2 separate regions of the Homo sapiens genome follow, and region 1 is linked to region 2. A link is a contact called in ENCODE Hi-C or POLR2A ChIA-PET data. All regions are on one chromosome and are shown on one strand. Each heading gives the region's core, a stretch centred on a gene start or an enhancer-like site at or near the end of the contact. The rest is flanking DNA. Distances are from core to core; before and after follow the strand shown.

Region 1 (7,119 bases), core at 4,368-6,867, 100 kb before region 2:
GTACATCTTAAGAGAGCAGATGTGTCTATGGGCTGTCACAAATATCAGTCTTGCTATGTTAAGCATAAACTTAACAAATATTAGTGGAGACACACTATTTAGGATTCGCCTAAAACCCTCTAAGATAGAGGTCCCCAATCCCGGCCCCTGATCGGCCGCACCTGCAGGAGGTGAGTGATGGGCCAGTGAACATCATAGCTGAGCTCAGCCTCCTGTCAGATCAGTGGCCGCATTAGATTCTCATAGGTGTGAGAACCCAATTGTGAAGTGCACGTGTGAGGGATCTAGGTTGTGCTCTCCTTATGAGAATCTAACTAATGCCTGATAATCTGAGGTGGAAGAGTTTCATGCCAAAACCATCCCCTTGCCCTGTCCATTGAAAAATTGTCCTCCACAAAACGGGTCCCTGGTGCCAAAAAGGTTGGGAACCACTGCTCTAAGGTGTCCAGTGTTGGCTGACCCCTCTCCCTACTTATGCACCCATTGGCTTGCCTAACAGCTGATTGATTTCTGTTTAAATAGACACAGTATATTGGGGCAGTTTATTGCATCTTTGGTCATCTCTTTTCCTCTGGGTCCCTAGGACGGAAGACAATATCCTAAGTTGATTCTGTCTAACAAAACATGAGTAAAATGAGGAATTGGTTAGGTAGGTGGCAAACAGCAAAGATTATATGGACTTGTAGCTTGCTCCATAAGTAGACTTTAACCAAGTAAGCTATTTGAAAAACAATCTTAATTTTTTTCAAGTGTTATTTTTAATTCTATAGGAATATTTTCATAAAAATAATGATGTCCATTATGTTAGCAACTAGAATTACAATGGCAAGTTTTAGGAGATGCTTGAAATGTGAGATGTTACATTTAAAACTATAAAGTTATCGACCTAAGTATATGATTGTACCCATGTGGCAGTAAACTTAAAACTTCCAGTTTCAGGTTTTGTTGTTTGTTTGTTTGTTTGTTTTAAAGAGTTGTTAATGGGGGAAAGGAAAGGAATATGTGAGGGAGATTGGCTTGCAAAGCCTAAAATATTTCTTATGTGGCCCTATATAGAAAAAGCTTGTGTATTCTGGACAAGAGCAATTAAAGGAAATAGTTTGGACTTAAAACTTCTAAAAATAAATAGTGCTCAAATTGCACTTGGAAGTCAGAGACCTTGCTGGTCATCAAAGGGTTCAGTTCAGTCAGTAGTTAGAAAAGACAGAAGCCAGCTTAGCCAAGAGTCAGAATACAAATATTCAGAACCGATTAATAGGCAAATAATTATATATACCATGTCCCAGCCAGTAGATGGAATAATATGCCACCATTAAATTTATATTAACATGTAAAAATGTTTGGAGTTTAGGGCTCTTTACCCATATCTTAGTGACATAGGAAGAAAATTAAGATAAATCACAAGCAACTAGAAAATAGACATGTTAACTTTATTTTAGTACATACTCTGGTAGGATTTTTACATAATCTTACGTACTAGTCAGCCTTCTTAGAAGTGTCACATAGTCAATATCCTTAAAGAGAAATGGAAGCTAATCAGGTAAGTAAATTGTGAGCTGAGGCCTACATCATGCTTGCTATTCAAAGAGAATAAAGTAATTGGATAAATGATAATGCCTCCTTGTTGGGAAAACAGTCTTCAAAAATGGCACTAAGTTACAGTTCTAATGCAATAGAGTCACTAATTACTATGAATACTTGTTTTACTTGGCAGATTACTAACAAAGTTAATTGGATACAATAAATGTAAAGATTTTCTTTTAAAACGACAGATTCTTCAGTGAGGTGTAAACATTTTATAGAACAATTATCAAAGCTATATTGGACTTAAATATTGGTCATGAATGTATGCACACCCCATAGGTAGCTGCCCTCCTTGGGCAGCTTTTGACTCCTATGCCAAATTTTAAAATAAAGGCCGTGGCCAGGCGTGGTGGCTCATGCCTGTAATCCCAACACTTCAGGAGTCCAAAGCGGGCGGATCGCGAGGTCAGGAGATCGAGACCGTCCTGGCTAACACGGTGAAACCCTGTCTCTACTAAAAATACAAAAAAAAAAAATTAGCCGGGCGTGGTTGCAGGCGCCTGTAGTTCCAGCTCCTTTGGGAGGCTGAGGCAGGAGAAGGATCTGAACCCGGGAGGCAGACCTTGCAGTGAGCCAAGATCGCGCCACTGCACTCCAGCCTGGGCAAGAGCGAGACTCCATCTCAAAAAAATAAAATAAAGGCCATATGTTTAATCACATTCCCCAAAAGGAGAACTTCATAAGGCACTAATGAGTAATGTTTATTTTACGAATGATTTTACGGGAAAAATTACAGAGGATGTTTAAATTGCAAAAATACTCCTCCCCTTTTTTCTCCTCCACCGCCCCCCAAAAAAAATCCTTTGCAGTTATCACCTAAGCTTTTTGGGTGTGTGATTTAAAAAAAAAAAAAAAAAACCACAAGACCTACCTTAACAATTTAAGTATGCAGTATTGTTTCTTCTCAGCTGCCCAGTCTTTGTAATTCTTATTTCTTATGCAGAACAATTTAGCATTTGACCCTACTATCACCAAAAAAAAAAAAAAAAGAAAAAAATATATAGCAGTTGAGGGCAGTATACAAGCTTAGTAAGTATATTCTGGTACTTGCTTAGGAAGTAGGAAATGTGATCAGATTCTGTTCTCTACCATATGACACTGATTTGCAAGGCCCCGGGTACAGGACTACTGGTAAAAAGAACCCTGTAACTTCCTGTCACAGAGGGACACAGCAATATATATAAAACAGCATCTGCCGTAAATCTTTGGGGAACGTCTTACTAGATTTAACCAGCTAATTTTACTAGGTATTTAGGAAAGTGTGACTGCAGTTCAGGGTCTTTGTTTTTTCTTTTAAGACAGGGTCTGGCTTTGTTGCTCAGGCTGGAGTGCAGTGGCATGATCAAGGCTCATTGCAGCCTCAGCATCCCTGGGCTGCAGCGATTCTTCCACCTCGGCCACCCAAAACTGGGATTATGGGTGTGAGCCACCACACCTGGCCTCTTATATCTTGATTAAGGTCCTGTCTGGGCCTACAAAGGTTCAATTTGCTTAACCCCAGCACTTTCCCTCAACATGGAGGTCCTTAGTCAACATTAACCAAGGTAATAAAGAGTTGAAAGTTTTAATCATAAGTAGGTGGAGGAGCATTTAAACTGGTTTAATAAACTTGAAATATGAATACCTTAAATATTCGAATAACAAAGCACTGGTGAAACAGGTTTTTCTATGGAAAGACCACAATTTTCTATCCAGCACATTTCATTTGACTGGGTTCCTTTGTTTCTGTAATAAATAGGACTTTGAGAATTCCAAATCAAATTTGCACTTTTGCACAAAAGGTTCACTTGGTGACTCTCATGCCTCCATAAGTGTGTTCCATCTGATTCTGCACAACCTACTGCCTTCAGGGTATCCTGGGACCAGCCAAAGAGATGATTCCAACCAGTGGAATCATCATTAAACTAGTGGTTCTTAAAATATGGACACTGAGTCAACCTGCATCAGAATTACTGTAGATTCTGGACAAATGTACGAAGTCAACATCAAATCAGTGCTACATTTTGAAAAGGTAACTGTAATAAAAAGATTTTTTTGAGATACTGAAATTGCAGTGAAGACAATGTTCCCACCTTTTTAAAATGGTGTAATATTAGGTTCATTTATGGAATGTTTTATGAAGCAGATTTGTATTTTAACAAGCCTTTTAGGAATGCAGATATTATAGGGGATAACATGAATGGTGGTAAAGAGGGGGGCATATTTGAGCAATGATTTTTCAAGAGCTATGAATTTACAGTGCAATCCTAGCAGGAAAAGAGAGGGAGAAAAGAACATCTATTTTGAGCTGCAGACATAATTGCATCACAGCTGAGATTTCATAGTCCCCGTCCTCTCTATTCCTGTTGAATTACATGATTAAAGGTAACTATATATATATGAATATATGAAGATGTTTAATTGTTGCAGGTTGGAGAATTTGGGCCAGGGAGAATTCACTTGGCCAATGAGTTAAAAATGAGAAAAGGATTAGCAGTCATCAAAATTTCTAAGTAGTTAATTATCTGCATGGTGGGTTCAGTATAAACAAACATGGTACTCTCAAATGACTGTTGATGGGCTATTAAATTACATTAGTATCCTGTGAACCCTGGTCATAGCTGGAAAGGAGAATCTTTTGAGAAATGGAAAAACCAGGTTATTTGTACATAAGGAATATGTCTTTTAAACACCCCCAAAGTATAGATTAAGACGTGATTGATGAAAAGTCTCCATTTTCTAATGATGGTTTTATGAAACCAAAGTATTTACAACTAAGAACCAACCATCTGATCGCCAGTAGAGAGTGGAAAATAGGAAAGGGTAACGTCTCAGTATGGTATCTGGAGTAGTCTGGCTAGGACCATAAACTTCATTTTGTTTACAAGTTCCCAGAAAATAAGCCTGAATGAGCTTAGAGCTTAATACTTCCAGTGATGGTTCTCTCTTCCCTCAAGTATACAGATTAACTATTTTTGTGCCGTGGGCCTTTTGACAGCCCCCAAAAGCCCGTGGATCCCATCTCAGAATGTTTTACATGTGTATTACATAATGCTCACACATTCTAAATTTTATCTACCGACTCCTAGTTAGAAATCCCTTGCAAGGGGTGTTAGGGTTCTGAGAGAAGGCTGGTAAGTAATGAGGCTTTTAACTTATTTCAGTATCCTGTTCAGGTCGGGAATATGTTGTGTTCTAATTACTCTAGTTTCCAGCTCAATTGGTGTTGGAGAAACTAGCCCACTTATAAGTGGCTCAAATGAAAACCCACGGGGAGGCATTTTTCTTTAATAAGCAACCCTAAGCCCCCTTTGAAGTCAGTCTGACTAATCAAAAGAAAGAGGTTATATATCCCAGTTTTGACCTTTTGTGAAAATAGCCCTTTTACTGTATGTGATATATTATTGGCATCTCATTCTGCACAGTCCAAATGATGTAGACAAAATAGTGATTGGTATATAACTATGGACACCGAAGATCCACTGCAAGGCCTGCCGATCACTTTACACAGAAGGAGCCCCTTTCCTGAGGTCCGCTTGCTCGCTCGGGGTGGGGTGGTACTTTGCCCTAGTAAACTACCAAGCAGTCCGAACGTTCGCTCCTCTGGAAGACCGAGTTGTGGGCGGCTGCGCTGCGGGGGCAAACTCGCCGCATGCCCGCTGGCCAGAGCGAGTCGGGGCCTGGCGTTAGGGCAATCCAGACTGGCCGGCATGGTACAGGGCGTATCCCTAGCCGCCTTCTGTGTCATATGGGGCGCCGCCCTCCAGCCTAGGAGAGGCGGCCGCTAGGAGGGGCAGAAGGGCCTTGTCTGCCCCGGTCTGAATACCCCAGGCGGGGTCGGAAAGCGGGTCACAGAAGAGCCCAGTAAACTGCAGGGGTGCAGCTCGTCTCCAGGAACCGGCAACCCCCAGGGCCGCACAAGCCGGTAACAACCCATAATCCGATCCTGTCTTCGGGATCAGAAGAGAGGACAGCTGGCCCGCGCGCCAGCTCAGTTCCTCCTCCGCATTCTTCAGGAGGAGCCCCAGAAACGCACTTCCGCCGCGCGGGCCTGCCTCCACGCAGGGCGCGTCCTAGGCCGGTTCATTTCCGCCCAGCGCTTTCTGTGGCTAGGGGAGTCAGGGGTTTCCTTTTCCCTTATTCGGGCTCTTATGTTACCCCCGTTTTCCGTTGAACCCTTTTCTCCCCTCTTGCCCTCCAAAAAAGCAGTCTGCTGCCGCTCCCGACTTTTCTCGCTGAGACACCGTCAGCTCACTCCGAGCCCAGCACAGCGGCCATCTTCGGTAAATTCTGGCAGCAGCCCGCCTGTTCATTGTCCTGTGTGCCCAGAGGAAAGAACTACTCATTTTTCGTGATCAAGCTAGGGGAGGCAGGAGCAATAATGGCCCTGCTATAGGACTGGCTTTTATTTGAATTCCAACTCTTCTGCCACCTTAACCAGCTGTATCCAGATTTTAAAAGTTAATCTATCCGAGCCTCTTATTAAATATTAGGTTGATGAGATGATGCATGCAAAGCGCTTAGAACAGTACTAGGCATAAAGCGTCCGACATAAAGGTTAAGTAAAAGTAAGGAAAAGCTATGGGGATGTATTGAGTATCTCTTTGCCCAATGACGTATTAGTCGTATTAAATATGGAAAGTGCCTTTGATTCGCCGTGCCCATGGGAGAAGGCATAGGAATGGCCTTTTCCCACCTGTAATCAGAGAGCAGGTGTTTCAAGAACGCCTCAATATGTTTGCGATCTCTCACGCAGCCTTTCAGGCTCCTAATTCCTACGAAGTTTCCGCTTTTATTCAAATTGGCTCACTCCTTTTTGCAGGGCTTTGTACTGAATGAGTATTCTTTTAAGGGTGGTGGACAAGCAAAGGTTTGGTAGCATCACATTTTTAATTTCACAGGGAAAATGGGTATGAAACATCTTCCCAAGTACATCTTAGACTGCCAGCTGACAGCAAGCCATAATGCTCCCCAGCTCTTGGGCCCTACACCCCCTCTCCCCCATCCCCGCTTTAGTTCTTTGTCATTGCTCATGGACAGCTGGTTTGGGGACCAGGTGCAGATGATGGGAGGTGTCTGAAAAACAGCAAGTGAGAAATGCTAGTTTTGTTGTTTTAAGTTGCACTGATGACTCCAGTAGTTATCTGTGCTGCTTGTGATAATTTATAAGGCAATGATAACGAATTAAACATACAAAAGATTATTATCTTCCACAGGAAAAAAAAACTGCAAACTTGTGACACCATTTATGATCCACTTAGTCTTGAGATACTGAGTAATAGAACTTTCTCCTTTTAGGCTGAGTTATGAACTTCGGTTTGGTTTCTTTCTGCAATCCCTGCAGGGCCATAAATTCTTGGCCCTTAAGACTGGGTGGCCCATAACAGACTCAGTGATACCATCAGTAACCACAATTCACACTGGAGTCAAGTTATCTGATTCCCACACCAGTTGGAGAACTGGAGATTCCTTAGAACTTTTAACTGTCATGTTTTCAAAGTTGACATGGAAAATTTTACATGAAGCTTAAAAATACAACTAATCTGTGGTGATAGA
Region 2 (6,887 bases), core at 2,201-4,700:
TAGAAAATGCTCTTTGCAGAAGCCAGTACTTGTAGTAGAGGCTGTCGTTTCTCTGCCACTTTCCCCTTAGGCTTTACCATTTCAGTGCCCACTGGGCCAGTGTTTAACTGCCAGCCTCTGCGTCTTTTTGCTGGAGGACATTCTCTGACCAGCAGGGTCCTCTCTGCTTACCCATGGGACAGACTGGAAATGCCAGGGAATCACCATCCCTTACCTCTAGCAGTCCTCAGTCAATGACTGATGAGAATTGATTTATAAATATCACTTCCCTTGCCCCTGGAATCTCAGAAATCCCCAGTGGGATTGCACTCCAGTTACCCAAGTAATGACTTGTTTGCTAATACTCCCTTTATTGACCACCTTCCTCTCCCCATCTCACTTTTTCATCCCCTACCAGTGTCTTCTGGGATCTCTACGTACAAAAATGACCTGCACTTAAATCCCGTGTCAGCATCTATCTATGGGGGAACCCAAGCTAGGGTAATATTCTTATACAGTAAGTTAGACAGTCATCTTTCCTTCCCTTCAGTTATTTCCTACAAGGGAATCATTTAGCCTTCTGTTATTCACCGTGGAGCTAATGCTGATGTACCCCTGGTGGAAGTCAGTGCCCATCTTTGTGGGAAACATTTATAGGGGAATGGCTGCCAGTATAACAAGTTTTGGCATGAAAGGAGAAAATTCTCTGGATTTCTTTCCTTTCAGACGTGGGAAACAAGTCACAAAGCAGATCTTTCCAAATCCACAGTTAAATGTTCAGAGCAAGTGAGCCTCTTTGTGAAGCCACATTAGTCTTCCTTTCCCTTGACCCTGGGGACCCCGGGGACCCCGGGAGGACTTAAAGAGTTTTAATGTGATTTCTGGAATGTGCTTGATTTTCAGAGAGAGCAGCTTAGCCCATGGGAGACTCCATTAATATAATTTTGCAATAGAAAAGCTTCCTATTGCCTAATCTCATTAATTGTGTTTTATGTACAGTAAATGGGTAAAAGCTGAGTTTGTAATTTGGTAAATGTGAATGTATAATTTTTGAGGACTTAGAATGTGGAATAAAGAAGAATTTACTTAATATGTAAAAAGAGGCTGGGCGCAGTGGTTCATGCCTGTAATCCCAGCACTTTGGGAGGCCAAGGTGGGCAGATCACCTGAGGTCAGGAGTTCGAGACCAGCCTGGCCAACATGGCAAAACCCCGTCTCTACTAAAAATACAAAAATTAGCCAGGTGTGGTGGTGGGCGCCTGTAATCCCAACTACTCGGGAGGCTGAGGCAGGAGAATTGCTTGAACCCAGGTGGCGGAAGTTGCGGTGAACTGAGATCGCACCACTGCACTCCAGCCTGGCGATAGAGCAAGACTGTCTCAAAAAAACAAAACAAAACAAAATAAAACCAACGAAAAACTCCTAATAAGACCTCAGATGGGGCTTTGAGCCACGAGTTAGTGGCCATCCTTACCTACATTAATACTTTTTCTTCATTTTCCTCCATTCACTCATTCAGTCATTCGTTCAACAAATATGAATTGAGCATATATGATATGTTAGGCACTATTCTAGGTGTGGGGATACAGTGGCAGACAAAGGAGAGTAAGTCCTAGCTTTCATAAACCTTACAGTGAAATGTGGATATAGACAATACGCAAATAAATGTGTAATAAATACATCAGGTGGCTTTGAGTGCTACGAACAAAAATAAATTGGGGTGAGAAGCCAGCTGTTATTTTGGAGCAGGTGGTCAGGGACACTTTCCCTGAAGGAATGAGGAAACAAAATGTCTAGGGGAATCCACCTTCTAGGTGGAGGCTTCAGCAAAAGCAGAGGCAGGAGAAATAGCAGGGGAGCCAGGGCAGCTGGTGATAGGAGATGGGCCATCAGGGTGAACCGGGCAATATAGGACTCTTGGGCAATGGTGAGGCATTTTGAATTTATTTTCAATGCAATGGGACATTATTGAAGGGTGGGGAGAAGGGGAGGGGGGTGATGAGAATTACATTGTAAGACTCACTGTGAGTGAGTGAGTGACAAGAAGACTGTAAGGGGTAAGAGTTGAAGCAGAGAGGACAGTTAGAAGGTGATGACATGGTCTGGAAGAGAGGCAGTGGTGGCTTGGACCAGGCTGGGAGTGGTTGAAGTGGTGAGGTGGGATCAGATTTAAGATGCGTTTTTAAGGCAGAGTCAGTAGGATTTGGCGATAGGTTACATGAGGAATGTGTGTGTGTGTGTATCTGAGAGAAAACTCATGATGACTCCCAAGTTTTTGGTCCATCTGAGTGAGTGGGGTCCTATTTACTGAGATGGGGAACAAGAGAAACTTTTTTTGGGAGAAAATCAGATAGCCACAATAGGCCATTAGACACAAAGATCTGGAATTCAAGGGAGAGGTTGGAACTGGAGATACATATTTGGGAGCCATCCATTGTACAGATAATATTGCAGGGACTGTAGAAAGAGAAGGAGGAAAGGCCAAGGACTGGCCCTGTACCATACCACCCTTGGAGGGAGGAGAAATGGTTTGGGAGCCCCAAAGAGGGGCAAGGGGGCTACTACCCCTCCTCCATGAACTGGGCAGCTTCATATTGAAAAATTACCTAAATAGCAAATAAAATCGAAGTCTCAGTTGTGATCTCTGGGGTAGAGTGGAAAGATCAGTGGCTGGGTCTGTTTTCCACTAGTCCACGCTGCACCTACATAGATCTTCAGCACTGAGTGCTATGAGGATGGGGATATTTGAGAGGGTTCTCCTTCCTCTCCTCTTCCCTCTCCCCTGCCTGCTGACCTTCCCTTCTTCTATCCTTTCCTGAGTTGCCCATTCCTCCTCTTGCACCTCCCACTCCACTTCTCCTTCTCTCCACCAATTGGTGTCCTTGGGACTGAATTTCAGGTGATTCTAGGCTAGGAGGCCTGGGCTGTTAAGTTACAGAACCCCTCCTTTCCAGGTGCAGACAAAGTCTCCCCTTGAAGCTTGGGTCAGAGGTAAGGTCATTTTCTTCAAATACTCAACCCACACATTTCACCATTTTGAAATTCATCCAGGCTTGCAAAATGTCAGAATGCAAATTCTCCTGAAAGGGGAGTTTATTTGTTCTTCACAATTCAATGTGAATTACTTTAATCAGATAATCAGCCAATTTCCCTCCTAACAGCTGGTTGAGATCAGGCTGCACTATATTCTTTTTATTAAAAAAAGATCTTACTAAGACTATATCAGAAGTCTTCAAGCTTTATCACGTGTAAAATTCACTTAGGAAATTCACTGAAATGCAGATTCCTAGGTTCTATTCCCAGATATTCCAACTTGGTAGGTCCGGATGATTCTGGTGCAGGTGGCTGGTGAACCACACTGGGAAATACCGAGGTAGAGGATTGGACAGAACTTGGGGACAGGGGAGCGGTCAGAGGGCCTATCTCAGGAGGACATGCTTGGCAAGCTGCCAAAACAAAGGCCTTTGAACTAAACAGAGAACGAAGTGGAAGGAAAGAGGAAGGGGGAAGAGAGCCCAGAATAGAAGGGAATGGAAGCAGATGCCTTCTCCGTGATGTTGTTAGTACTTGAACCCACCCTACAACCCCAGGCTTCTGGCGTGTACCGAAGACTTGGGCACTTATCACGCATCAGGCACGGTATAGGTATTAATGAGCTTTCCAGCTCATTGAATTCTTACCACTTCTTATTATCTCTGTTTGGGGATTACAGAGGCTGTAAAAGTTTTACGAGGCAGGGCTAGACCCAGAAGCCTTGTCTGTGTGATTCCATATCCACACGCCCCAACCACGTGTTGCACTGCTGAATCTGCACCATCATCAGGTTATGCGGGCTCAAAGGGAAGTGTGCTCAGGAGTGAATTTCAATGGCTCAGAGGCCCACGCTTTCCTCTGGGATGGGCTGCTTTGGTGCCCCCTGGTGGCTGCTAACCTGGTGTGCGGCGTCCAGGCAAGAACAAGCAATGAACTGAGTCCTAGCTCCCCAGCAGGGAAATATGGAAGATTCTTAAAATATCACACTTCCCACCTGATCAGACACGCAAACTCTTTTCTCCCATTATCTGAGCAATTTCAGGAAACTCCCGTTAGTGCTACGTCCCTCAGCTTCTGCCTCAGTGACACGTTACACACTAATTTATAAATTACAAGCCACTGCCTTGTAACCTGATCACAGCTGCACACACCTCACCTTCCCTCCAACCATATAGGCTCAGAGAACCCGCTTCATTTTCATTAAATAGTAAGGAAAAGCTCCCCGGGCTTCTGTATTCTACTAGGCCTGCTTTTATTTTTAACAGCCTGTCTGCCAATGCACTAGTGGGCTAAAAATAGACTTACTTATAATACAATTCATCATGCACTCAGCTGCCAGGAGGAAGCTTAATTTAAGCTTCATCCAAGATGAAATACCTTTAAGAAACATATTATTTCATGTAACTATTAATATCAGTTTTTAAGAGTCCTCCAATATGAACTCTTTGATACATACTTTGGAAATGAGGGAACGTTAGAATGTTATGAAAAGAGATCTCGGCAAAACTATCTTGCCATAGTCTTGGCCAAGGTTAGAAAATGCTTTGGGAGCTCTTTTCCTTAACTCCAAACTCTTTTAGTTTCTCTTTGCTTTTTCTCTTAATTCTAGCTCTTTGTTTCAACTTGATCTGAATAAATTGGATCATCATAGAGTTGCCAGATTTAGCAAATAAAAATACAGAATGCCTAGTTAAATTTCCGATAAACATTGACAGTTTTTTAGTATAAGTAAGTCTCAAACATTGCGTGGTTTGCTCAGGACTTTTCTGGTTTTAGCACTGAAAGTTCTACATGCGGGAATGCCTTCAGTCCCAGGCAAATGAGGCAGCCAGTCGCCTTAACTACAATATAAATCATACCCTTCCCCCATCTTCAGGATTTATTTCCCACTAGGAAGTCTTGTGGGAGAGAAACTTTTAAAAATAACAGCTTTATTGAGACATAATTCACATATCATAAAACACCTCTTAAAAGTATACAATTCGGTGATTTTAGTATACCTATAGAGTTGTACAACTATCACCACTATCTAATTTTAGAATATTTTCATCACCATGAAAACCCCATACCTACTGTCAGTCACTCACCATTCTCCACTCCCCTCAGGCCCTGGATACCACTAAGATACTTTCTGTCTCTATGGATGTTTCCATTCTGGACATTTCATATAAATGAAATGTGGTACAGGCTGGGCACAGTGGCTCACGCCTGTAATCCCAGCACTTTGGGAGGCCAAGGTGGGCAGATCATCTGAGGTCAGGAGTTTGAGACTAGCCTGGCCAACATGATGAAACCTTGTCTCTACTAAAAATACAAAAATTAGCTGGGTGTGGTGGTGTGTGCCTGTAATCTCAGCTACTTGGGAGGCTGAGGCGGGAGAATCGCTGGAACCTGGGAGGTGAAGGCTGCAGTGAGCTGAGATCATGCCACTGCACTCCAGTCTGGGTGACAGAGTGAGACTCCATCTCTAAATAAATAAATAAGTAAATAAATAAATAAATGAAATGTAGTGCTTAGTGGTTGGATTCTTTCAGTTAGCCTAATGTTTTCAAGGTTCATCCATATGGTAGCATGTGTCAGTACTTCATCCTTTTTTATTGCCAAATAGTATTCTGTGTGGATATATAAATGCATACCTTGGAGATATTGAGGGTTTGGTTCCAGACCACTGCAATAAAGTGAATATCACAATAAAGACAGAAGTTTTCGTTTCCCAGTGCAAAAGCTATGTTTATAGCATCCTGTAGACTGGTAAGTGCGCAGTAGCATTACATCTAAAAAATATACATACTTAATTTAAAAATAAATTAATGAACGAATTTTTGCTGGTAAACATGGAGGTGTCCTGCCTCCATGTTGATGGCGGCTGACTGATGAGGGTGGTGGCTGCTGAAGGCTGAGGTGGCTGTGGAATTTCTAAAATAAGACCACAAGGAAGTTTCCTTTCATGGAAGATTTTTCTATAGCACGTGATGCTGTTTGATAGCATTTTAGTCACAATATGACTTCTTTCAAAATGGAAGTGCGTCTTCTCAAACCCTGCTGCTGCTTTATCAACTAAGTTTATGTAAAATTTGAAATACTTTGTTGTCACTTCAATGATGTTCACAGCAACTTCAGCAGGAGTAGGTTCCATCTCAAGAAACCACTTTCTTTGTTCATTCATAAGAAGCAACTCCTCATGTATTTGAATTTTATCATGAGATGGCAGCAATTCAGTCCCATCTTCAGGCTCCACTTCTAATTCTAGTTCTCTTGCTATTTCCACCACATCTGCATTACTTCCTCCACGGAAGTCTTGAAATCAAGTCAAGACTCAAAGTCATCCTTGAAGGCTGGAGTCAACTTCTTCCAAACTCTTGTTAATGTTGATATTTTTATAAATTCTATTAACTTTGAATTTTTATTAACTTCTATGAATCACAAAAGTTCTTAATGACATCTAGATTGAAGAATACTTTCCAGAAGGTTTTCAATTCACATTGCTGAGATCCATTAGGGGAAACACTATCTATGGCAGCAATAGCCTTACAAAAAGTATTTCTTTTTTTTTTTTTTTTTTTTGAGATGGAATCTCACTCTGTTGCCCAGGCTGGAGTGCAGTGGTGCTATCCCGGCTCACTGCAAGCTCCGCCTCCCAGGTTCACGCCATTCTCCTGCCTCAGCCTCCCAAGTAGCTGGGACTACAGGTGCCTGCTAGCACGCCCGGCTAATATTTTGTATTTTCAGTAGAGATGGGGTTTCATTGTGTTAGCCAGGAAGGTCTTGATCTCCTGACCTCGTGATTCACCCGCCTTGGCCTCCCAAAGTGCTGGGATTACAGGCATGAGCCACCGCGCCTGGCCACACAAAGTATTTCTTAAATAATAAGACTT

Evidence for each region. A loop is a pair of places that touch in the nucleus more often than their neighbours do. ChIA-PET counts read pairs that join two places held with the same protein, here RNA polymerase II (POLR2A). Pooled maps may share reads with other maps.
Region 1: a loop to region 2 is called in a map of CD8-positive, alpha-beta T cell, with 5 times the contacts of the local background. The contact joins two enhancer-like sites. A Hi-C loop is called at or near these places in 4 of 168 maps with a recorded cell type or tissue (B cell, CD8-positive, alpha-beta T cell, endothelial cell of hepatic sinusoid and 1 more), 4 of 37 single-sample maps with no recorded cell type and 14 of 50 pooled maps. POLR2A ChIA-PET finds 5 or more read pairs at or near these places in 3 of 52 experiments (CD4-positive, alpha-beta T cell, PC-9 and activated naive CD4-positive, alpha-beta T cell).

The regions. Positions count from the first base shown.
Region 1 is chr7:104,982,434-104,989,552 of GRCh38, reverse strand. LINC01004 (long intergenic non-protein coding RNA 1004) reads left to right here. Exons shown (of 1, transcript NR_039981.2): 1 at 1-7,119. Among named protein-coding and RNA genes, the nearest start is that of LINC01004, 5.2 kb to the left of the region's middle. RefSeq lists enhancers at 1,546-2,045, 2,046-2,547, 5,339-5,638, 5,939-6,028. Within about 2 kb of position 5,617, at least 38 of the 41 ENCODE cell types and tissues checked have a DNase peak (open chromatin) inside an H3K27ac peak, as active enhancers do.
Region 2 is chr7:104,880,859-104,887,745 of GRCh38, reverse strand. All of the region lies in intron 2 of LHFPL3 (LHFPL tetraspan subfamily member 3), which reads right to left. Among named protein-coding and RNA genes, the nearest start is that of LHFPL3-AS2, 42 kb to the left of the region's middle. Within about 2 kb of position 3,450, at least 10 of the 41 ENCODE cell types and tissues checked have a DNase peak (open chromatin) inside an H3K27ac peak, as active enhancers do.